Regions from separate parts of the Homo sapiens genome. Here regions 2 and 3 are each linked to region 1. Evidence: chromatin loops called from intact Hi-C (ENCODE). Cell type or tissue: A673. All regions are shown on one strand.

Region 1 (8,000 bases):
ATGGTCTCGGTCTCCTGACCTGTGATCCGCCCACCTCTGCCTCCCAAAGTGCTAGGATTACAGGTGTGAGCCACCATGCCCAGCCCCAAAACTTCTCTCTTAATGTTTTAATTCTTATGACTTACGCTTCAATATTGGAATCCAAAATAAAATTTAAGTTTCTTAAGCTTAATGCCAGAGTTGTTACATATTACTTACCCTTGCCCCATACCCCAAATAAAGGGCATGGTTTCAGATATCTTCATCCTAATGAAACACAGGAAAGGGACCCTTCATTTCTGGAAAAATATTACATGGTAATTTGAGTTGTCATTTTTCATATGTCATATTCTTGAGATTTTATTTTAAATGATAATACCTGGCACCATAGATATCACATTACAAGCAATCCAATAAATCTAAAGGTTACCAGTAATCATAATATGGTAAATACATTTTGTTTTTAGTTTGTTTTAATTTTTAATTCTATCTTGATGAATGAAAACGACGAAAGATTGCATTTTAACGCAGCAAATAATAGTTATGTTCCATTCTGTCATCTCCTGCTCCAACCAGAGAAGCTGGAGACTTCCTAACACTGTCTCCCTCTTCTTGAGCTCTGTTTCCTATGAACCATCTGATTCCCCACTCTGCAACTAGCTGGGCACTTGGTTTACTGTGTCCCTTGGTCAAAATTACGACAAACATTCCAGCCATAGTGAAAAAATAAAAGTGTATTTTACTACATGGAGTCCCTCTCCATCTCATTCACTCTCTACAGTAGACTCCCCTGCAAAACTGCCTGCCTGTCACCGAGACCCAGGCTAGAGACATCCTGCCTCATTCTACTTTTTGCATTAGTCAGCCAAGGTTATTCTGAATGCAATCTTCTCTCCCTCCCCCCAACTCCTTCTCCAATTATACTCCTGCCCTATCAGATAATTCCTCACCCTTCCTCCCCCGCAATGCTCCACAACACATGCAATTTCACTTGCCATTCTAAAAAGCCTATGTACCACAGTCCTCTTCCCGCTGGAAGGCTGTAACCCTGGAGAGGATGTTGAAAAGAAAACACTTTCTTAAGGGGGTAGGCTTTCACCATTGTGACATTACACTGCATCTTATTAAGAGTGGGTGGAATTGTTAAAGAGATAAATGCCTTGTCTTTCAGCATCCCTGATTATTTTAGAAATATCCTTATAGGGCTTTCTAACATTATCCTAATCCTCTATCACACTGCTTAATCATCCAAACCTCTCTTAAGAATTAGTCAGGAAATTCCTATTGTAACGCTTTGAGCAGATATTAGCAGGTATAGACAGGTTACCCTGAATTCCAGAGGACCAAAATTCAGGGAAGACAATGTATATAACTGCTGTAAGAGTAAATATGGACAAGATGAGTCAAAGCAAACTCTTCTTAACCCTAGATACCCAAAGCCATTGGATTCTGGCTCTCTTTAAAAGCCATTGGATTCTGACTATCTTTACTATGTCAGCATAGTTTGTTAAGAAAATGAGATTTGAGGATATTGTCTAACAATCTGGCTTTTTTTTTTTTTTTTGAGACAAGTTTGTTACTTGTGACAATCCCCAGCTTTCAGTAGCACATGAGTTTTTTTGAGTTTTCATAGATGTAAGAAGTTACCCCAAGGAACGGTTCAAATTATTTGTTCAAGTGAAAATGAATATCTGAAATTAAGCACAACCCAAAATGTGATCTATTTCTTTGTCCACTTGGGACTGTCTGGTCTAGCAGCAGTTATAATTTGATTGAGCCTTGACTGCTGCTCCTTTTTCCAAGACAGAATTAGCCAATTCCAATACCCTGTAAGCAGACACAGTCTGAGAAGAGAACAAACAGTTACTTAGTGACTGCCTGGGGGAAAAAAAATACCACTTGGTTCTCTTCACCTCTCCCTCTCTGAAATAATCCACTAAGTTTCTTGCCTATGACAGCTAGAACATGAAACAATCAGATATTAGAGCTACAGCCAATACTCTTTTTCACATTTCACAATGGGTTGTCAGATGCAGCACACAAAAAAATGTCAAATTTGCATAAATATCATAAGCATGTTGTGCCTATTTTCTCATTCTGTTCACTCTTTCTCATTAATTTGAGTGAGACAGTACAAGCTCTACAGACTGTGCGTCTTGTCCCCTGCACCTTTTTCCCCCTTCTGTTCTTGCTCTGTCCCCAGATGGTAAAATCCACCCTCAGGCTCACGTCTAGTGCACACAGGGAAGGGACTAAATCGGGATCTCCTGTGGAGGGGAGGGTTTTTTTTTTTAAGGTAAGAATTTATTTGTCTTATATTTATCTAATTTTATTAGAAGATGATGACTGTGGCATCGTCTACATGTTAGCCCCAGTGTTGAAAAAGAAAAGAAATCTGGACCTCCTGATTCATGGTCCCTTTTACCCCAGGGTGGCCATTTCTCAAGATCTGAGCGCAGCCCATCAGAAGACTTGAAGTGACCACAGACAGGGCAGGTCTTGGTGGAGGCAGGAGAACCGCAAGGATGGTATCTGAGAGGATATGACAAGATCAGGGCACATTGAGAAGACCTAGAAATTCCTCCCCTATTTCCCAAGCAAGTTCTGCTTTGCCTGCCCTCCTCCCCACAACCAACTACTGCGCGCCCCTCCTGGCTGCCACTCTGCTGTCCCTCATCCCATTTTCCCAAAGGAGCACGGGGACATCAGGAATGCGCTCCATCACAGAACCGCGACACACAGCCTCTACATAGCGTCTGAGTTGCAGGCAGGGGTCTCACAATCACCCTATTCTGTACGCAAGAGGCCCTTGGAATAAAGAGGAGGTAAGCTGCCCACGCTCAACCCTTTGCCCTGTCGCGTCCTCTTCCTCCTACGGAAAATAGCTGCGGGTCACTGAGACGCTTTTCAACATAACGCCAGCCCCAGAGCTCAGGTGAGACCTCTAGAGAGAAAGCTCGCAGGTACCTCATCCGCATGCTGTTATTATCTGCCAGCCCACTTATCCAGGAGCTCGGTCCTCAGCGGGCTGCGCGCACCGCGCGGAAGGGCGCATCTTCACCTCGTGGCTCTGGCGGCAGAGACGCGCGGGGCTTGCTCGGGAGCGAGGAGCGAAAAGTTGTGCGCCCACTTGGGTAGGGGGAAAGAGAGCGATCGAGCCAGCGCGGGAGAGCGAAGGGGGAAGGCGGGGAGGGGGCGGGGAGGGGGGACTGCTTACATGAATTTCCAAGTGGTAGACCTGCCTCTGCGCTCTGCCCAATGAGATCCGTCAGGGGAGGCACCCGGCTCACTTTTCCACATCACTTCACAGTTACATTTGGCAGGCAGGCGGGCTCGCACGCCGGAGCGCTCAGCCCAGAATTAGTGGATTTATTTGGAATCTCCCTGCCTCCTCCAAGCTCCGCCGCCGCCGCCGGCTTGTGCATAGACGGTAGCGTCAAGACACCAGCTGCACTTTGGGTTGCGGACACCCAGAGCCCAGCGCGCCCGCCCTGCGTCTCCGCACCAAGCCCTGTAGCTCCGAGAGGCATGAACGGAATCCGGAGGCGCCTGCCTAGCGAGCGAGGACCGGTCGGCGCTTGCCGCCCTCGGGAGCTAACCCCGAGCACCTCCAGCCATTTGTGAACCTGGAGGCTTGACATTCGCCAGCGCAGGGCCCCACAAGAGTAAGTGTTCCCCTAACCCACCCCCGTTTTCCTCTATGTTCCGACTATCCAGAAGGGACCGTTTCTTATAGGAATTCCCATGCCCCTTCGGACACCTTGCGCGCCTCCTGCCCCTCAGATGGTGGATGAGGGTTCTTAGCATAGGCTCTGGGCTAAGCTGTGTCTTTCGCGATATCCGTGGGTGATAACGTACGTACGCCTCAAGGTTTTGCCTGACTGTTTTTGCAAACTGCTTTGACAACAGATCCTAGAGAGTAGCAAGCTCCAGGCTGTGCCCCTCCAGTTTTCCTGCCGGTTTCCTTCCCTGCGGCGACTTGGCTATTTCGCCGCTTCCCAACGCAGGCAGGCGCGGCTGCAGCCGCGCGCCTTCACTGCGGGGTCCGTGCGGTGAATGGGAAGCACCTGCAGCCCGCTGTGCGGAGGGTGCAAGCCAGGGAAAAAAGGAGGCGAGGGGGCCCGAGTGGTCTATGGCTGGTTTTCTGCACCGCCTCATCTCCGAGGCGAGGGAGGGCGACCCCCGCGGCAGGGCTGCGGGCCAAGGCTCAGCTGCGAAAGCCCCAGCGCGAGGCTTTCCCACAAGTGGCAGCTCCAGCTCTGGGAGGTGCGGTGCCCGCTACAAACTTGCCGGGCTCCGGAGTCGCCCTGCGGCTCTGCCCTCGCCAAGACGCTGCCCAGCACCCCTGCAGGACCCCCAGGCAGTGTCTCCCCGCAACTCGAGATTGCGTGCACGGAGGCCCCCTTAAGCCGGGGACTCCGTAGCCGCTCTCCTAGGGACAGCTGAGCCCAGACCTGCGCTTTCTGTGGTCTGGCCGCTTCTCATCCGGGAACCTTTGAGGGGCTGGTCGCGCCCCTCGCAGGATCGGAGGGAAAAAGGCTCTTGCCTAGGTTCTGCCAGTACGTAAGAGGTTCATAAGGGACCTACTCCGGTTCTCCCAGGATCCAGCCAAGGCTGGGAAACGGTAAAAAAACGTGCTGCCGCCAACGCTGATGCCAACAGGTATCCACAATTTCCTCCGCTTATTCCTCCCAAACACCAGAGCCTTCCCCCACCCAGTCTGGCAGAATCCTCAAAGTTTCCTTGCGGTTGACCCTTCCCCCGCAGGCACGGAGCCGGCGGCATGTCAAGGACTAGCCGTTTGCCTCCACCAGCGGAGATGGCAGCTGTTTGCTTGGGTTGCTAAATGTAAGAAATCAAACCACATTAATTGTTTATTGTTGCAAACGCACAATATTAGTCCGTAATGGAAAATCGGGCTGGCAGCTGCTCACTTCAGCACCAATTAAACGATAGAGCTTATCACCAAGACAGCGGGAGGGAGGAAAGGTCCTTTCAACTTTACCACCCTTTCCTGAAGATTCCACAAGAGTTTCCTCCTTAGGAGGCATGATTCGACAATCCCTTAGCGCGCCCGAGCTGCTAATCAGATCAGCTGCTTTCTTTCACCTGGCGTCATGATATCTGGGGGCTGACAATGGGAACGAGGGGACGCTAGGGAAGGTAAGCGAGAGTACTGTCCTCTCGCATCCGGTACCATCGCAAAGCAGATCCGAGGGATGGGGGCTGGCTTTTGAAGCGCCTGTTCTCTTTACAACACTCCTGACAGCCATCTCAATGGTTAAAAACCCTCCTTGGGCTGTCACCTCAGGCTTTATTATAGGAGCTTTTCAACTGGAAAACTATATGTGGGAAAGATGTTTATGTAAGATTCGAAAGTGGGATTTTCCATCCATTCAGCCTCGCTGCTGCACCTCACTGCATGCAAAGTGAGCCCTGTCGTTCATGCTAAATACCAGTAAAATCCCTGCCTAGATATTGCTTTGCATCAGCTGTGTCCAGTGTTGCAGGGATTTCTTCGTGTGCGTGTGTGTGTGTGTGTGTGTGTGTGTTTGAGAGAGAGATATATATATGAGGTGGGGGCTGGGAGTGGGATTCTTCTACAGAGAGAAGTGGTACCTTTGAAGGATGTTCTCTTAGGGTTACATTCTTTTTCCCTTAAAGGGAGTTCTCCATAATCATCATGTCCAGACATGTTTTTCCACTTCCCCGAGCTCTGTGGCTGGAATAAATTCTAGAGCTATCCCCCTTATTAAATAATAATTCTGATAATAATATTCTGTAATTCTGCTTTAGCAGATTTGAAGCTCGCTGTCACATAGTCATTTCATGCTGGAGCAGTCACAGTATTTTAAATCGCCTTTGATTTTTTTTTTTCTGGACTCTGAAGAAGGCGAGGAGTTGAGGAAAATCCCTCTGAAAACAGAGAGGGGAGTCTTTCCAGCAACTCCGGGGACTGCTTCATTCAGAGCCCTTCCGTGGCAGTTCACCTTCCTCATTCTGATCCCCACACTCCCCAAGTGAATGTCAAGTTATCCCCTGACCATCGCAAATAGGCCAAATGTTTTAGAGACACTGGCTAATGTGCTCTGAAACTTGTGCTGTAATGCTGTCATTCAAACTTTTTAATCTATTCTCCCTGCAAATTGGTTCTTACATTACTAATTATTATTACTGTTAGAAATCAGTGCTTCTGCTTTATCATTTACAGTCTCTTAAAGCCTTCAAGATGGGTAAATCTCTACATTCAAGACTCTGTAACATTTCTTGGCTGCATTTCTGGTGTGTAGGATGCATTTCTTGAGTTCTTGAAGCTGCATGAATTTAGCTAAAAGAACAGAAAATTTGATAGCAGTCTTCACTAGAATAGCAGTTCCATTTGCCTGCTGTAGACATGTCAACTCTGAAGGGAAGGAATTCCTTACACTGGAAAACAACTTTATTTGGGTATTATGTAGAACTGTGGTCAACACAGTATTCATTTATAGCAATCCCTCAATTAGCACTGAACACAATTTAAGTAGCCAATGGCAGCATGATCGATGTAAAACAAAACAAACAAACAGCCCAGGAATGCTCAGCTGGATGGAGAAGACCACTTGAGAAGGCATTTGTAAAGACTGATGTGAATGTACTCAAAGGTCTGATACTGCTTGTTAGTCAGGAGGAACAGATTGTTGGAACAAAGCACAGAAACTCCAAAGAATGAGAATATAATGATTCTATTCAAGAAATTGTACCTCTGGGCTTTGCTTTCCAGGTTCCTTTCATTGTTTATTGGTGGGGAAAAAGAACATGCACATATTAAAAAGTTCAAACCCACACTTCAACAGCTGTTCAGAAAACGTCATCAATGTAGGTAAATTAATGCTTTAAAGAAAAAAATGACAATCTTTGTTATTTTTCTACTCAAGGTGGCACACCTCACGGCTTTATCAACATTCCAATTTGAGCAGATTTTCCATGCAAAACCAAAGGCTTTCAAGGGGTAAAGTGACATTCAATTCGTATTTCCAACCACACTTTTCTGGTCCATCCGCAAACTTTTGTGTCTGGCAAATCAAGGGACAAGCATAATCGGAGAAGCCTTTCTATTAGAGGTGCAATTTAAGGTCCGAAGACTTCTTTTTGAAAATATTCTGCTCAGTGGTGCTGCTGAAACTGGTTTCAGTCATTTTATATTTGTTACAAAGTTATTCAGTGTAGCTGGTGGAGAAAAACAATTTTCTTTTTGTTTTCAGCGCTATTGGCATTCACAGAGGAAATGGTCTAACTTTGCTTTTTAATTAAGAAAAACGTCCTAACTTTGGTGTGTTATACACTTCTCAGGGTGGGAGGGTGTAGATAAACCAATGATAATTCTTGTTGCTCTGTATTATGTACACACACACACGCACGCAAATAACACACACACATATACACAGCATGCTTCTTGAAAATGTGCCCAGATAACGAACTCATTTATTGGCTCAAGTCTGAGATTTTTATCATGTTCCCTTTGCCATTTCATCTGCCTTAGATTATTTGATTTGCCTTTCTGGCTACTCTGATTTGTATATTGATCAGTCTTTCAAAAAATGTTATCTGTGGCGCTGGGAATTCCCCTCCAGTATCTAATACACGTATGTTTATGAAATAGAACAATTTTTTGATGGACAAAGGCCATCATCCGATTTAGCAGGGCTTAATTAACCAAAGGGCTATTAGTGCTTTCTCAATTCATTCTTACAGAAAATTGTGATGCGAATCTATTTCTGCTGAACTGTTTGTTCCTGTCTCTGGAAGCTGCTTTAGATGTAACCATGAAGAGAAAATTAGTTGAACCTGGCAACTTCAAAAGGTCAGAAAAGAAATAAGTTCAAGGGATGCCATTTAGCTGCTTCTACCATATGTTGCCGCTAACTAAATCTCTGTTGCTTCATGGCAAAGCACCGGGGCCAATACTGTTTCTTTTTCTTATCAAGTTTTAAGCTTTATTTCCTGGGTTTTAAATGTCATGTGCTATTTCCTATCATAAACAA
Region 2 (8,000 bases), 180 kb after region 1:
ATCAGTATCAAGTTGGATTATAATAGGGGCTTTCTTGGAGAAATGGCACAGTGTCAAATTTATAGTCACTAGCTAAATGAGTCTCTTGTATCCTTGACAAAGGGACAAAAACAGTTCCAAATGAAAACACAAACAGAGAATCCTGGTTGTTATATTTCCTGGGTATTACTCAGGGTCCTATTTATCACACACCAACACTTGCAGCTTTGAAGAAACATTATCCTGCAAGGTTTACACATTTCAATTTGCCTTCGTGGTCTGCATTCTGTATGCATATCCATGGAGAAGTGTGCATTGCTGCTTGACTAGCAATCTTTTCTGCTAAAAGATTAACCTCGAAACATCCATTTTTTCCCCCATGGGCAATCACTTGACAAATGCACCCACAAAACCTCTACACACATCTATTCCAGTGTACAGGTGCATCAACAGTCTTGAGTCACTATTAGGAGAAATATCGTCCTTGACGGAAAGTAGTGCTGCCTTTTCATTTTCAGATGTCTAAAGCTGAAGGATGTGGATTTCCAGGAAGCCAGACATCAGGCAGAAATATTCTGGATGAGTACATGGGTAAAAGCTTGTCTTAGCTCTGTTGCAGTCCCCAGCCCAGTAGTTCATCTTGGCATGGACTGGGAGATATGGCATTCATTCAAAATGCCATCCATTCAAATAACAATGAGAAACTTGTACTGATGATGTGCCCGGTGTCTAGCCTCCTGCTTAATGTATAAGCTTTTACATAGTACACTTTTGTTTATAAAATACTTTTTATTTTTGCTCTCAGAGCAATTTTATACCAAAGAGAAAGGTGATGTGAGATAGATTAGTAGACTGGATGGAAGAATGAGATAATGAGATACTGTGTGTGTGTGTGTGTGTGTGTGTGTGTGTGTGAGTGGTGTTTGTGTGTGTTTTCTTTTGAGCAGTTTTACTAACAAAATCACTTTCTTTCTAAGCGTGTGGATATATTGCTACATTTGAGATTGTCTTTTTGTGTTTCCCCCCAAATTTAATGAAATCTATTGTCAAAGCCATTATGCAAAACTACACTTAATTATAAATTAAAGCATTCACTACCATCTAAAATTGTAAAAGATTAGTTTGTTAGTTTTACCTGTATACACACATAATATAACAATAGTGACAGTAAGCTCGTAGTGTCAATAACTCTTCTGTGCTCTTTGCATACAGTAATCCATATAATTATCTCACCAAGGCTATGATGATGTAACAATAATGTTCACCTTCCTTTTTAAAGATTAGGGAACCAAAGCTTGGAAAACTTTTGTTACTTGGCCAAGAACACAGAGCTAGTAAATGTTGGAGATGAAATGTAAAAGAAATGTTCTGGTTGAAGACATTTTGACTCCACATGTATCCTCTCAACCACTTTTCTATACTTCATGTGATTACATGTGATCCTCACGCAAAACTTTGAGGCTTGTAGAATAAAAATTGTTTGTCTTTGCATATGAAAAGCTGAATCACAGAGCATGTAGAAGATAGAAACCCAACCCCTTACTCCAGCACCAGTAATAACATGATGGGCTGCCTCTCATAATAAGATAAGATCAACAGAAATAGATATGTTCATCATCAGTCTTGTAAGCTCCAGAGAAAATATCCTATCTTCCATTTAACAGGAAACAGTTTGCATGACTATGGAGTATGAAAAAAGAATACTTCACTTTACAAACGAATCTGAATAGTAGTTCTTCAAAGTAATCACAATAGAAATTAGTGTCTCTAGGGAGAATGGATGAAGCTAAATTTTAAAAAGTTTGGTGCACACTACAGGCATTTTTAACTATTATTTTGTATCAAACTGCCTGAAAATATTTTTTAGAAATGTGTCTCCATTTTATTATTCCATAGATCTGGAAGGGACATTAGGGGTCTGTTTTTCAGAGGGTAAAACCTAATACAGAGACATTTAGTACTCACTGGCTTAGCATGTTGTTATTTCTGTGATAGGTACCTACATATATTATTTTGTTTAATTCTCACAATAACCCTATTATATTTTGTAGATTTAAATCTGAGGCTAAGACAGGTTAAAGTATTTGCTCAAAGAAACAGATAAGCGTTTCAGAAGACGTCAGAACTATTTTATGTTCAAAACTGTTAACCCCATACTACTCTGACCAAACGCACGAAGCCTGTGCATAAATAAAACAACACGGTTTTTCAGAAAATATTTGGATATGTTTTTTTCTCTGTGAAGGCATTTCCTAATTTAAGAGTCACCCACTAGAAGGAAATTTGGTAATGACAGGAAGTTTTGACAATTTGTTCACTTTTCTTTTTCGATTACATATGCAGTGACTGGAACTAAATTCTCAGATTCATTAACTTAATATCATACTGAATATTACATCTTGACTTATTTTTTTTTTCTGATAATGTGTTACTTCACAATATGGGAACATAATTTCTCCTTAAAAAATGAAAGTGAATACACTAGACTACAAAACAAAGCAAAAAAATAAATTGTTATATGGTCTTCTACATGAAGAGACATCTTTCTCATAAGTCTCTGAACTCTGTTAGTTCTTTCGGTAACTCTGGTGTCTTTTTCTTATTATTCATTCTTTTTCTTTAATTTTTGGACTAATTTTAGACTTACAGAAAAGTTGCAAAAATAGTTACTACATACCCCTGTCTTAGTCTGTCTTGTGCTGCTTATAACAAAATACCTAAAACGGGTTAATTAATAAAGAAAAAATTATTTTCGCACAGTTCTGGAGGCTGGGAAGTCCAAAATCAAGGTGCAGCATGTGGTGAAGCCCTTCGTACTGTCATCTGAAGAAGAGGAACACTGTGTTCTCTTATGATGAAAGGGAGTTTGTCTCTCCCTCTGTTAAGCTCTTTTATAAAGGTGCCTAATCAGGCACTGAAAGGTGGCTCACACCTGTAATCCCAGCACTTTGGGAGGCAGAGGTGGGCAGATCACGATGTCACGAGATAGAGACCACCCTGGCCAACATGGTGAAAAACGTGTCTACTAAAAATACAAAAATTAGCTGGGCATGGTGGAGCACACTGTAATCCCAGCTACTCAGGAGGCTGAGGCAGGAGAATCGCCTGAACCCTGGAGGCGGTTGCAGTGAGCCAAGATCACACCACTGCACTCCAGCCTGGGCGACAGAGCAAGGCTCCCTCTCAAAAACAAAAGCACCTAATCTCTTGTGAGGGAGGTGCCCTCATGGCCCAATCACCTCTTAAAGGCCCCACCTCTTAATATTGTTATGTTAGCAACACCTGAATTTTGGAGGAGACACATCCAAACCATAGCAACCCCTGACTCAGTTTACCTTCAGTTTAACACCTTACCACAAAGATCAAAACAGGGAAATTAACGTTGATATCCACTTCTATTGTCATTACCCAGTGTTAATGTTTTATCCTCTCTTAATTGAACTACTGTTGTAACCTCATAACAAGTCTGGTCTCCTAATCTGTGTCTCTACTTCCAATTAAATCCGGAGGCCCTAACAGAGAGAGTGGCCCACAATATGGGTTTGCTCTTTAACTGAAATTTCTTCCATATTTCCTAGAGGGTAAAGCCAGTGCTCCCCATCTTGGCATGAAAATTCCCCTATATTTTCTTCTTAATTTCATGTCCAGGCTTAGCTTTGGTGGCAGACTTTTTCTGTCCTGTCATCCCTCTTTCTGAGTATTTTTTGGCAATTTTATCTCACTATCTTCCTTTTACCTAGAAGGTTTTACTCCCAATTCTTCTGCATCTTATGTAATACTCAAATAGCTACAACTATTGTACTCTCATGTGTTCATTTTTGCTAGCTAGTTGATGAGTTACTTGCATCTGGTGGAATGTGTTACACAAGAGGCATTGAGTTGCATTTTTTTATAACTGCAGATTTTGTAGAACCTCTGAGTCATCATTCTGAGTAGAAATTCCAATTTTACAGGACTATCAACTGCTCAACAAATATTATTATTATCTTTTCACTTGGAGTGACTGTAATTCAAAACACTTCCAAAAGATATTGACGGACTAGATCTTGCTAAAGTTCTACCCTATTTCAGTAAACACTGAGGTATGCTGCTTTTCCCCTAGTTGCTGCTGAACATGTTGATTTCTGACAGCCCAACACCGATACTCCCTGCCACCATTTTGTAGTTGTCCTCCCCTGAAGGGAGCTGCTTGGGCCAAGACTAAGGCTCCGTTCTCAGGGGGCATCTTGCATGCTGTAACTGTTTCCTGCTGGAATATAAAAGCTTGGCCCATTTCCTCAACGGGCATGCCATCTCTAGAGCCCTATGGAGTCCAATGAGGCTTTCGTTGTGACTGCATCACATCCCAGATGCTTCTGTCCAGTTTTGTCCTTTTCACTCCCCCCATAGATATTGATTTAAAATGCTCTCCAGTGAAAGTTTAGCAAGAAGTCTTTATCTCAGAGTCTACTTCCAAGGAAACTAATCTGTAACACCTGCCTGCTGTTTCTCATTAAATCGTCAGATAATTTATTCACTCACCCATTTATTCAATGAGTAAAGGTATATTCAATAACCATTATGTTTCCAGCACTTGCTGCATGAAGAAGACATTGGCCCTGACCTCACAGCATGTGATTCTTGTTACCACACCAGACTTTTTCAATTTCTTTCCATTTTCAGGAGTTCCCAGAACTTCCCATAGTCTCTCCCACTACTTTGCCTTTTCTTATGTTTATGTTCTTGCTTAGAATTCCTTCTCCTGGTTAAACTCTACCTTTCTTTGATGATTTAACTCAAAGGCAACCTCTGTTAGAAAATGTTCCTGATCACCCTGTCTGTGCTGGACTAAGTGAGAGATCCATAATTGGTGCTACTGCATTCAGCTGAATTTCCTTCTCTATTTGTTTGACCCTTCCTCCTCTTATTCCCCCTCGAACTGCGAGCTTTTTGAGTGTAAAGATTTGTTGTGTGTGTGTGTATGTGTGTGTGTGTGTGTGTGTTTGATTATTTACATGTCTGCCAACAATATACTTGGGGAGGCAGGTGGAAGTTATTTTTTTTAATGGCATCAAAATGTATAGAGATTTGGTTGCTCTTTAAATCCAAAATGTATAGGTTTGCTCTTTAACTGAAATTTCTTCCCTATTTCCTACAGGGTAAAGCCAACGCTCCCCATCTTGGCATTAAATTTCCCCTATATTTTTATATATATACTCCATAACAGGCAAACTGTATATGCTCAATTGTTGAATGAATGAGTGAATAAAAAATAAATTTGAAAAAAAGGTTATGATTCTGTTATCCATTATGCCTAATTATGTAAGCAAGATGATTAATTGGTGACTCAGATCTAATTTTATATTCTGAATAATTAAACAAGATGGTATAAAATATTCTTTTGATATTTCTGTACAGCTTTTCAGCAGCCAATTTTTCCAGGTACATTTAGTTGTACTTTTGTAAGACGTAAATGTGACATGGTATATTATATTATTAACCTTATATTTCATATTCCTTTGTTAGGATTCCTTTGCATATTCCCCAAGCCTGCATGCTTCTAATACTTATCTTTAAAATGAAAGCTACAAAGTAATCTTAAATAATACAGATACTAAAAGTATCTTTATATAGTACTCCAGGACTCTTTCTTTTAAAAGACTTAGATATTGTTGAAGTTATGAGAGAGCAGTTTATCTTCAACTTTTTAAAAAGATTTCTTTTCCTTTTATTCCCTACACATGGATTTCTGTATAAAATACTTGACAAAATGTAGCTCTTGGCAAAGGACAATGTGTTAATTATTATCTTTTTTCTTTCTCTATTTTATTAGGTACATCTGTCACTAACGTCACTGCGACCGACGCTGATGACCCAGTTTATGGAAACAGTGCAAAGTTGGTTTATAGTATATTGGAAGGGCAGCCTTATTTTTCCATTGAGCCTGAAACAGGTTTGTGGCCTAAATTTCGAATTATATTTGCCATGTTTTTGCTTCAGGGAAATGCTTTTCTTGGGATTTGGGTTATGAAATATTATGTGTAAGTACTTCACTGCCTGCATCAATAATATTTGAATATGCGACATGAGGTACACAGTGAGCCCTACAACCATTTTTGATGCTGATTACGACAAATCACAGAGCATTTGTAGGATATCACCTATTTAACACATGATCTGACACCATTTTTCATCCTGGAATAAAGGGAAGAATGTGCTTATATATCAGAGAAACTTAAATAGTAGATTTAAGTGAAAATTCAGTTGCTTATTGGCTGTGTGATGCTTGAAAAGTATCTAAGTTCCAATTTGCACATCTGTAAAATGGGTATGGAACGTACCACATAATACTGTGAAGAAGATCAGATAAAACAATAAATACCAAACACACAGTGCACGTCATGTGGTAATCATTCAGTGCACTTTAGATATTATTACATTTGCTACTAGATTCCTCCTTGTAAAACACAATACATATATATCCATTAGAGCTCTTATGAAGATATTATTATGGTCAATATTAAATCCAGCTAATACCCTGTGATCTGGTGGTACAGATTTTATAAGCCATGAAGTAAGTTATCTAACAAACAGCCTTTTTAAACCAGGTTAAAAAATAGCTTTATAAAAATAAGTTTTTAATAAATGAAGATATATGTTTTTAATGTTTTAATTTAACAGTATATTAAGAGATCAAACATATTTTGTCTGACTTGTAAATCCTGTGAAGTTTTGTTGTAGCACATTTAAAAACTATTATTAAGAACAATTATTGTTTAAAAAGCAATTTTTTTTGTATATTTTCTTCTATATCCAGTGGTATTGTATGTAAGTTTCCAAATAGAAAAATTCAATGTACAGGCACATATACATATATTATTATTTCTTTGATTCATGACTTTTCAGCGCTGTTGAGATAAATTTCTATGACTTACCATTAATTCAGTTATTAACTAAATTAAAAATTTAAAGACTACCCCTGCTTTTTTCTTTTAAATTCAAAGGGTAAAATCTTAATACGTTTAATACTGAGGAAAAGTACATTTATATATAAATAGGTCAGGGCGTAAAATTGAATTTAGATTTGGAAACAGGAAAGAACTCTTGTAAAACACATTAATTAGGGGTATAATTATATATCCTTCCGCAGCCAAGAAGGAAGTCTGTTCTAAACTTTTTCTCATTTGGGTCCCTTGATGATCCTGAAATGGCAGAGCAGGTGGCTGCCTTCAAGTTTGAGATGTCCTATAACTTGGCCAAAGTTACAGTGGCAGAGTTCATAGCAGAGGTGGGACTCACACCCTGGTTTTTTATTTCGATACTAATGTCAAATTTGTTTTGAACTTCAGTTTAATAGGTAATAACTATGGCACAGGGTCTTCTGTAAGACAGAAATGTGTTAGATGCCAAAATGGACCTGAGTAATGTTCTCTTCTTGGCCATTTGTTCAATTGGGTCTTTTTGTTCACCATTGCCACTGCAAAATAGACATTAATCCAGAAAATACCTATTGACATACCTATACACATTCACTGTGTGCCAGGCACTGGATTAAATATAGGGAGAAAAAAATCACAAAGGCTAATCTCAGTCTACAAGTATCTCATAATCCATTTCAAAAGACAGACTTTTTCCACCATAAATAAAGGTAGCATGGTAATGTCATTTAGATAATTTGTTTCTTAGGAATAAATTACTATGAGGTATAAATAATAAAAGCCCCCTGCTAAGTGAGAGGATTTGGACAATTATAAGTTTCAGTGATATAGATTGCCATTTGTTTAATTAACTGTTGTCAGCAACATTTAATATTTACATTTTTATTCAGCATAATGTGTATATATATCAACACAAACTCATTTTAGTTTTATCACTTCCAATCTGACAGATATCAAATTGTCTGATTTATAGTTTAGAAAGTTTATTTGGCATTATCGTGGATAGTGTAATGGAGATAGATGATACTTGAAGAATTCACAGAATATTTTCTTAGTAATGTTGGGTGAATGAAGTTGAGGTTTTTAAGTAAGGTGGACACAATT
Region 3 (8,000 bases), 370 kb after region 1:
AGTTTCTTAAATATTTAGAGGCACCTATTCAATTCATAGAGACATGGTAGGGAATTTGCTCTTCTGATAATGCAAGCTTTCTAATGTCTGGATATTTACCTGCTATTAGGTTGTTTTCTCAAATTGTCACAAGAAATTCCACTAAAGGCCTTGGTGTGTGTTTGTTTTTTTTTTTTCCTAAGTGGTTTATGTGCTGACAAAATGCATTTTTTACCCTTCTTCATAAATCCAAATAGATAAAATATTCTTTCTAGATCTGTTGATATTTATAAAAGCTTTAAAATTTTCATTCAAACACAATAGAAATTGTTTATTGGAATAGTTTTCACTTTAGTGGGTTAGTTAATGCAAGCATTCCTCAGATAAAATGAAAGTAATATTAGTCTTCATCCCTCATTCCCCAATGCCTGAGGTGGAATAAACCTGCCTTTCCTCTGAGCATTAAGGGATCTGCAAAAGGTGCGTGGAGCATTTTGAGTAAGAGCAAGCATACTAATTAAGAGCAGAGAAAAAAATCATCAAACACACCAGACCTTGGGCACTGTGATTGAATCTAGCATGCAACTTGGATTCTGTGATACTTGCATTCCTCTCTCATACCAAAAATGATAACTTTTTCATAATTAATTCATGGTTATGCTCTGCTCTGCTGTGTTATGGTATGCTATGCTCCGTTACGTTGAGGCTCAAAGTATGGAATTTAGATCTATAGAGTATAGTGTTGGATATATTTTTAATCAAATACTATACTCTTGTCCACCAGTTGCCTTGTCCACTTCGCTTTTTGTTGTCTCTAATAAAGGTGTCATAACATGGAAAAACTTCCCTCCATATATGTTTTTCTCTTATCCTTGAGCTTTAATAAAAATGTCTTAGAGTCTATGTTCCCTTGTTTTTTGAGGTAATTTTTGTTAAGGTGACAAAGGCAGAGTGTAGAAAATACACTGAACTAGGTTGTAATTTTTAGCCTCCAGCTGAGAAACCTTGAACATCTCATTTTATCTTTCAAAAACTTTGTTCCTCATAAGTAAAATGGGAATAAGAATGCCTTGCTGTGACTCAGTAAATCATAAATATATGTAATCAGATTTTCTTATTGCATTTATTTTCTAGGGATGCCGTAACAAATAATCCCAAACTGGAAAGTGTAAAACAACAGATGCTTATTCTCTTAGAGTTTCTGGAGGCTGGAAATCTGAAATCAAGGTGTGGGCAGGGCCATGCTCTCCTCAAAAACTCTAGAGGAGAATCCATTCTCTGCTTAAGTTTCATAGATCACTTGATGACTCCTGGGTTTTTTAAAGTGAATAGCACAGCCCACTCTCTGTCCATTTTCACTCCAAAATGACAATCATGCAGATATTTACAGAACTCTACTGCTAGATGGTTACAGTGCAGAAAGAGCCTGCCAAGTGATCTTCTGTATTAAAATGTTCTAATTCATTTTGTGTATAATTGTAAATTGTTGGGTAAACATTCAGTTTGGTGTTAGTCTAGGAACTTCCACAGGAATCCACCATGATGTTGATTTTTTTTTTCCAAAGCCAAAGTGGACCTTGCTCCAATATTTTATGGCTAGATATACCACATTACTAAATATTATAATATTTGGTAATGAGTCAACACTCCAAAAAAATGGAGATTATTGACATCAGGTGGCATGACAGAAAATCTAATGAGAAAATGGAAAGCAGTCACAAATAAGCCAACGATCTAATTAGGTGGCTTAGAATATCCAGTTGCTCGTGGCAGATTTAGTATGTTGGTACACTTTCAATTAATTATGTAGGAAGTTATAATGGTACTGAAGGAGACTGGCTTCACAAAGACTTAGTTTTTATTAATTCATTACACTGCAACTGTTTCCAACAAGACTCATTATTTAGAGTAGAAAGGTATAAATGAAGTGTGGATGCTATAATATTTGTTCATATTCCTAAATATTGGATACTACTGTACATATATCCTTCTAATATGCTGAAAATTTCTGGATTTGGTATTTTTATTGCTTTGCTGGGTTTTTATAAATAAACAACAGACACAACACGGTGATAAGAACTTAATTAAATCTCTTGTCCATACCTACTAAACACAGTGGCATTTTTTTCTTTGTTTTGACCTTCTTATCATTTTTATTTCATTTGACTTAACCAAGAAAATTTGAAATAAATTTGCAAGTCAAATGTCAGGCAACATTTCTCGCAAGGCACAATACCTACTGATCTTCTCTTCATCTATTTATTTTGCCATAAATATTTGCCTGGCAAGTGCCTTCATTAACTCTGCCTCCTTTTTCTTCTTGTTTGCATCTAAAAGGACAACCAAAAGTCATAGCTCAATAATTTTAAATAAATAGGATCTAGTCCAAAGTAACATTTCTGTATCAGGGCAACAGATGAAGTACACTAAAACAAATAGAGAATTTGGGTTTGCCTGTTTTATTCTATCTAAAAAATATGTGGAAAGAACTTGAGATATTTAAACACTAACAGTAATAATAATGGCCAATCCTGTTTTATTAAACATACAAAGAGAATAGAGTATTTCCCTTTTTCATCTGCAGGGGATATGTTCCAAACCCAGACTGGATGCTTGAAACCACAGATAATACCAAACCATATACATATATATATATATACACACACACACACACACACACACACACAGAGTATGTGCTGTGTTTTTTCAACCTGAACCAAAATTATTGCTAAGTGACTAAAGGGCAGGGAGTACATACAGCATGGATATGCCGGAAAAAGGGACGATTTACATCCCAGGTGGGACTGAGAGGGACAGAGAAAGATTTCATCATGCTACTGAGAACAGTGCACAATTTAAAATTTATGAATTGTTTATTTCTGGCATCTTCCATTTCATAGTTTCAGACTATGGCTGACTGTGAGTAACGGAAACCATGGAAAATGAAACTGTGATAAGGGAGGACTACTATAACTGAAAGAAATAAAAGAAAGGAAAGAGGCAAGGAAGGAAGGAAGGAGGGAGGGAGGGAGGGAAGGAGAGAAGGAAGGAAGGAGGGAAAGGAAGGAAGGAAGGAAGGAAGGAAGGAAGGAAGGAAGGAAGGAAGGAAGGAAAATAAATTCAGACTGTGGGATAAATTACACAGATAAAAGTGAAGAGTTATCCAGATAGGCACAGTCTATCTGTTTTTTTTTCTTTAAACTTAAAGTTCTGGGATACATGTGAAGAACGTTCAGGTTTGTTGCATAGATATACATGTGCCATGGTGGTTTGCTGCACCCATCAACCTGTCTTCTAGGTTTTAAGCCCTGTGTGCATTAGGTATTTGTCCTAACACTCTCTCTCCCCTTGCCCCCCACCCCCTGACAGGCCCTGGTGTGTGATGTTTCCCTGCCTGTGTCCATGTGTTCTCATTGTTCAAATCCCACTTATGAGTGAGAACATGCGGTGTTTGGTTTTCTGTTCCTGTGTTAGTTTGCTCAGAAACTCATTTTTTGTGAACTCATTCTTTTTTATGGCTGCATAGTATTCCATGGAGTATATGTGCCACACTTTCTTTAAATAGACTTTTTAATTTTTCATGGACTGTAAGTGTGGGGTATGCAAGGTAGTTTTCATTCTGAGGGATCTTCTCTTTGCTTGTATGTGGCTGAGCCCACATGAGCTCTTCTTTGTGTGCCCACAGAGAGAAACAGCTAGCAGAAGGTCTTTAGTGTCTCTTCTTATAAGGACACTATTTCTCTTGGATTAGAGCCTCACCATTATGACCTTATGTAACCTTAATTACTTCTGTAGAGGCCCCATCTCCAAATGCAGGCAAACTGAGGGTTATAGCTTCAACAGAAGAATTATTTACGTATTTAGTTGATAACGAATACTTCCTTGTTTGCTACAAGAAAAATGATATGTTATATTAATGTTGTGTGAAAGAATATCCCTTGATTTCCAACTCCAAATGCTTCAAGGACGAAATATCAATAATCAAAGAAGAAATTTCTCCTTGACTAACTATAGGAGATAATTGTTCAATCTGTGTGCCCCTCTCTGAATATAGGACTAATATATCCAATTTCACTTCAGTAAAATAGAATTCTGGTATGCACCTCTTTAACATGATGGTATTCTCAATATTTTAATAAAAGTTGGATTTTTTTTCCTCTCTAAAGCCTCTTTCTATCTGAACCTAAGCGCCCTCAGTTTATTGCTCATGTTTCATGATATGAGTCATGCCCAGAGAAAGGCTTGGAAACCATCAATATTTCTCTTAAATTTTCATACACAAACCCAGGATATATATGCTTTCCAATAGCCTGAAATTGAACTCTCCCTCTCTCTGATTTATTTTAAACCACATATAACTATTTACAACAAATAACATGAAGGGAAATAAATTTAAGCCCACAAAATATAGCTTATGGTTACTTATTCATTTATTTATTCAGCAAATATTTGCTGAAAACTCATTATGCATCTGCAATTGGTTATTTGTTACTCGGAAGTTTCTGAGTTTATTTCTGTACCTCTAATGTCTGTCTTATCTCCGTTACTCTATCATTTCTTTGTAATAGTGTTTTGATAAAAATATAAAGATTTTTGTAACATCATGTAACTCATTTATCTGGAGATATTGGGGACAATTTATGAAAGAAATTATACAGAAAGAAGTGATATTTGAGCATCGATATAAAGAATACATACATCTTCACAATTCAAATTATGGCTAAGGGGAGGTAGAGAGATTATCAAGCAGAATAAAGAGCAAATATGAAAGCCCTGAGGAGGGAAGATGTTTGACTCAGAAAAGGCCAGGATATCTGGAACATACAGAGAAAGAAGAGTGGCAGCACATGAAGCTGGAGAACAAGACAGAGGCTAAACCATGCAGACCTTGGGGGAAGAAACTCAAATCTCTAATGTGTAATCAAGTGCAGAAATTCTAAATGTACTCTCTCTCTTCCTTGTTTCCCTCCCCCTCAAGACACACATACACACACATATATATAGTTATACATGTTTATCTATTATCCATTTCTATTTGATATAATTTTTCCAGAATAATGTGTTTACTCAATTTTGGTTTTGTTCGGTAACAGGAATTCTTATAAGATTAGAGAGATGGATAGATAGGTAGTTAGGTATGTAGACAGACAGATAGATATTCATTGCTGTCTCATTTTCTAACTTTTAAAAATATTTCTTAGTTCTAATGAATCAGTTAGGTGTTCAGTTCCTTAAAACTGAAACCATTCCAAATAGAAGTGGGTTAAACAATGGTACCAATGTTATGAGGATTCCTGCTCTATGCCAAGTCCTGTGCTACAGACTGGGAGTAGAACTGTGACTAAGGCAAGTCGGCCTCAAGGGGCTTATATTTTAATGAAATAAAACATATACATTTTATTTAACAGTATCTATTTTTTTCTAAAACTTCACAAGAGTAATGCATAAACATTATAAAGGATTAATTGTAAGATGACTGCCTTTAGCATTGTCTCATAACATTCAGTAAAAACCTAACAAATTACTTGAAAAACACAATTACACAAAACTAAGAATAAAACTAAATATTTTTGTTCATAATCAATCTGTTATCATAATCTGAATAAAAGTTCATACATATTTACATAACTGTACTCTGCTGCCTGAAACTAAGCAAGTCTACGTACTTGAAAAGAGCTCTTGTTCATTTGGTCTCTTCTTTACTATTTACTTGGCACATACCTTGTATTTCTCAGCCAAGGAGAAGGAAACTCAATTCTACTACCACTTTAGGAATATTGTCATTGGATGCATGACTGGTGCTCTTAGCCCACTTTAAGTCCCCATGAAGATCTTTTGTACAAAAGTCAGTCATAAACAACTGGGTATGAAGAATAAAGCAAGCTCCTGAAAATTGAGTTTTTCTTTTTTCTTGGTATATTATTTATCTGTAAAGCATTACAAAAGAATGAGGAAACAGGAAAATCCCTAACTGGGAGAAATGATGGGGAATATGAATACATTTGCTTATTGGTATAGACTGGGGATTGGTTCCTGTGGATATCAAAATCCATGGGTGCACAAAGTCTCTTACATAAAATGGCATAGTATTTACACATACTCTATGTACATCCTACCATATACGTCTAACCACCTCTAGATTACTTATAATACCTAATGCAATATAGTTACTATATATAGATATAGTTGATTGTATTTTTAATTTGCATTGTTTTAATTATTATATTGTTATTCTTTATTTTTTTAAGTATTTTCTATCCACTAGAGAATTGCAATTGATACTGATCGGCCCATTTCTTAAATTGATCTTGTCAGCATATCCTTCTATCTTTTGGAAACTGTTGTTTTACCCTCAACTTCAAGAGATTTCTTTTTTTAAAATAATGTAGTATGTAACTATGGATTCAGTGATCATTTCCTCTCTTTTTTCATATATTTTTTACTTCTAGAAAAATTTCTCTCTTGTATCTAACATCTCATTATTAGGACACACTCTCTGTTTACTCTGCTCAAAAAGATAAAACAAATGCAATAAAAACAATAAGCGGAAGCTATAAGGGGAGAGGGCAGGCTAAGATTCAGAGACAAGAAGATGATACACAATGAAAACATGAAAGACTGAAAAGAAGATTGTTGAATAACGTATGAGTAAAATTGAAGCCAAGTTTAGAGGTAGTGAACAGCCAAGATACTATCACTTATATGACTGTTCTTTCCTTTTACACTATTGACAGCAAATAAAACAAACAAACAAATTAACCAAAAAAAAAAAAAAAAACTAAAGTAAAACTAAAGTAAAAAAAAAAAAGAGTGCATGTAAACAGACAATTAAAAAATCTTCCAAGAAACACCATTGATCCTCTTCCCAATTGTTGAAAGTCAAAAGGCTTTTTCTTTTTTAAAAAAATCAGAAACAAAGTAAAGGTGCCTACTATAACTTCTTGTACTCAAAATTGTATTAGAAGTTCTCATTAGTGTACTAAGATTTTTTTTAAAAAATGAAAACAATAATACTTGAAAAGGAATGAATAAAATCCTTTATTTGCAGAGAATGTGTGACTATATAGAAATACCCCCAATATGATCAGATATATTTTTCTATTCCCTATTTTACTAATTTGCTCTTTAAATCCTTATTTCCTTTCTTCTGATTGCCTTAGGCTTATTTTGCTCTTCTTTTTATATGGCTGATGGTGAAAAATTAGGTTATTGATTTGAGAGCTTTCTGCTTTTTTAATACAGATATTTAAAGCTATAAATTTCCCTCTAAGGACTCACTTAGTTGCAACTCACACATTTTGATTCATTGTATCTTTATTTATATTTGTTTCATAATTTTTTTAAATTTCCCTTTTGCTTTCTTCTTTGATCTATTGGCTATTTAAGAGTGCATTATTTAATTTCTACATGTCTATGAGTGTCCCAAATTTCTTCCTATTATTAGTTTCATTCCACTGTGGTCAGACAACCTACTTTGGATTAGTTCTATCATTCTATCATGTATTGAGGTTTGTTTTATGGCCTAGCATATAGTTCACAGTGCAGACTGTTCTAAGTTCACTTAACAAGAATATTTATTATACAGTTGTTGAGTGTTCCACAGTGTTAGGTATAGTTTGTATTGTTTTTCAAGTCTTCTACCTTCTACCTTGATTTCTGCCTCGTTGTTTTATTTATTATTGAAAGTGAGATATTAGAGTATGCCACTATTACTTTTTAATTTCTAGATATTTTATGCTCAAAAAATAGATATTTTATGCTGAAAAACATAATTGTTTTATACAATTGCTTTGTAAAACAGTTAAGACAAAAAAGGAGAAAAACTATGCATTTATATTGTCTTTTTTAAGTAGATACTTATTGTCTCTGATACTCTTTTTATTTTTAATGTGGATTTGAGTCACCATCTGGGGTCATTTGCTTTCAGTCTGAAGACAACTTCCTTTAGTATTTCTTAGTAAACATGCCTGCTGGTGACAAATTCTCTCATTTTTTTGTCCATCCGAGAATATCTTTATTTC

The links. Peaks named below come from ENCODE experiments on the same cell type or tissue, not always from the same donor. Only the 100,000 strongest peaks of a DNase experiment are listed, where the experiment ranks them.
Region 2: it touches region 1 in a loop (2.5-fold over the local background); 5 of 110 quality-filtered maps call a loop at or near these places.
Region 3: a loop joins it to region 1, with 2.2 times the contacts of the local background. A loop is called at or near these places in 7 of 110 quality-filtered maps.

The regions. Positions count from the first base shown.
Region 1 is chr16:62,031,724-62,039,723 of GRCh38, reverse strand. CDH8 (cadherin 8) reads left to right here and starts at 3,286. Exons shown (of 12, transcript NM_001796.5): 1 at 3,286-3,644. It overlaps LOC124903777 (a long non-coding RNA gene), which reads right to left and starts at 3,134. Exons shown (of 2, transcript XR_007065217.1): 1 at 2,947-3,134; 2 at 2,291-2,511. RefSeq lists an enhancer at 4,984-5,485. In A673, no CTCF peak of the experiment used is centred here; DNase peaks (open chromatin) are centred at 943, 3,283, 3,823 and 4,473; H3K4me3 peaks cover 6,195 bases; H3K27ac peaks cover 1,875 bases.
Region 2 is chr16:61,855,030-61,863,029 of GRCh38, reverse strand. CDH8 (cadherin 8) reads left to right here. Exons shown (of 12, transcript NM_001796.5): 4 at 5,792-5,911. Among named protein-coding and RNA genes, the nearest start is that of CDH8-AS1, 59 kb to the left of the region's middle. In A673, no CTCF peak of the experiment used is centred here; DNase peaks (open chromatin) are centred at 3,839 and 7,109; H3K27ac peaks cover 1,002 bases.
Region 3 is chr16:61,660,845-61,668,844 of GRCh38, reverse strand. All of the region lies in intron 10 of CDH8 (cadherin 8), which reads left to right. Among named protein-coding and RNA genes, the nearest start is that of CDH8-AS1, 250 kb to the left of the region's middle. In A673, no CTCF peak of the experiment used is centred here; no DNase peak of the experiment used is centred here.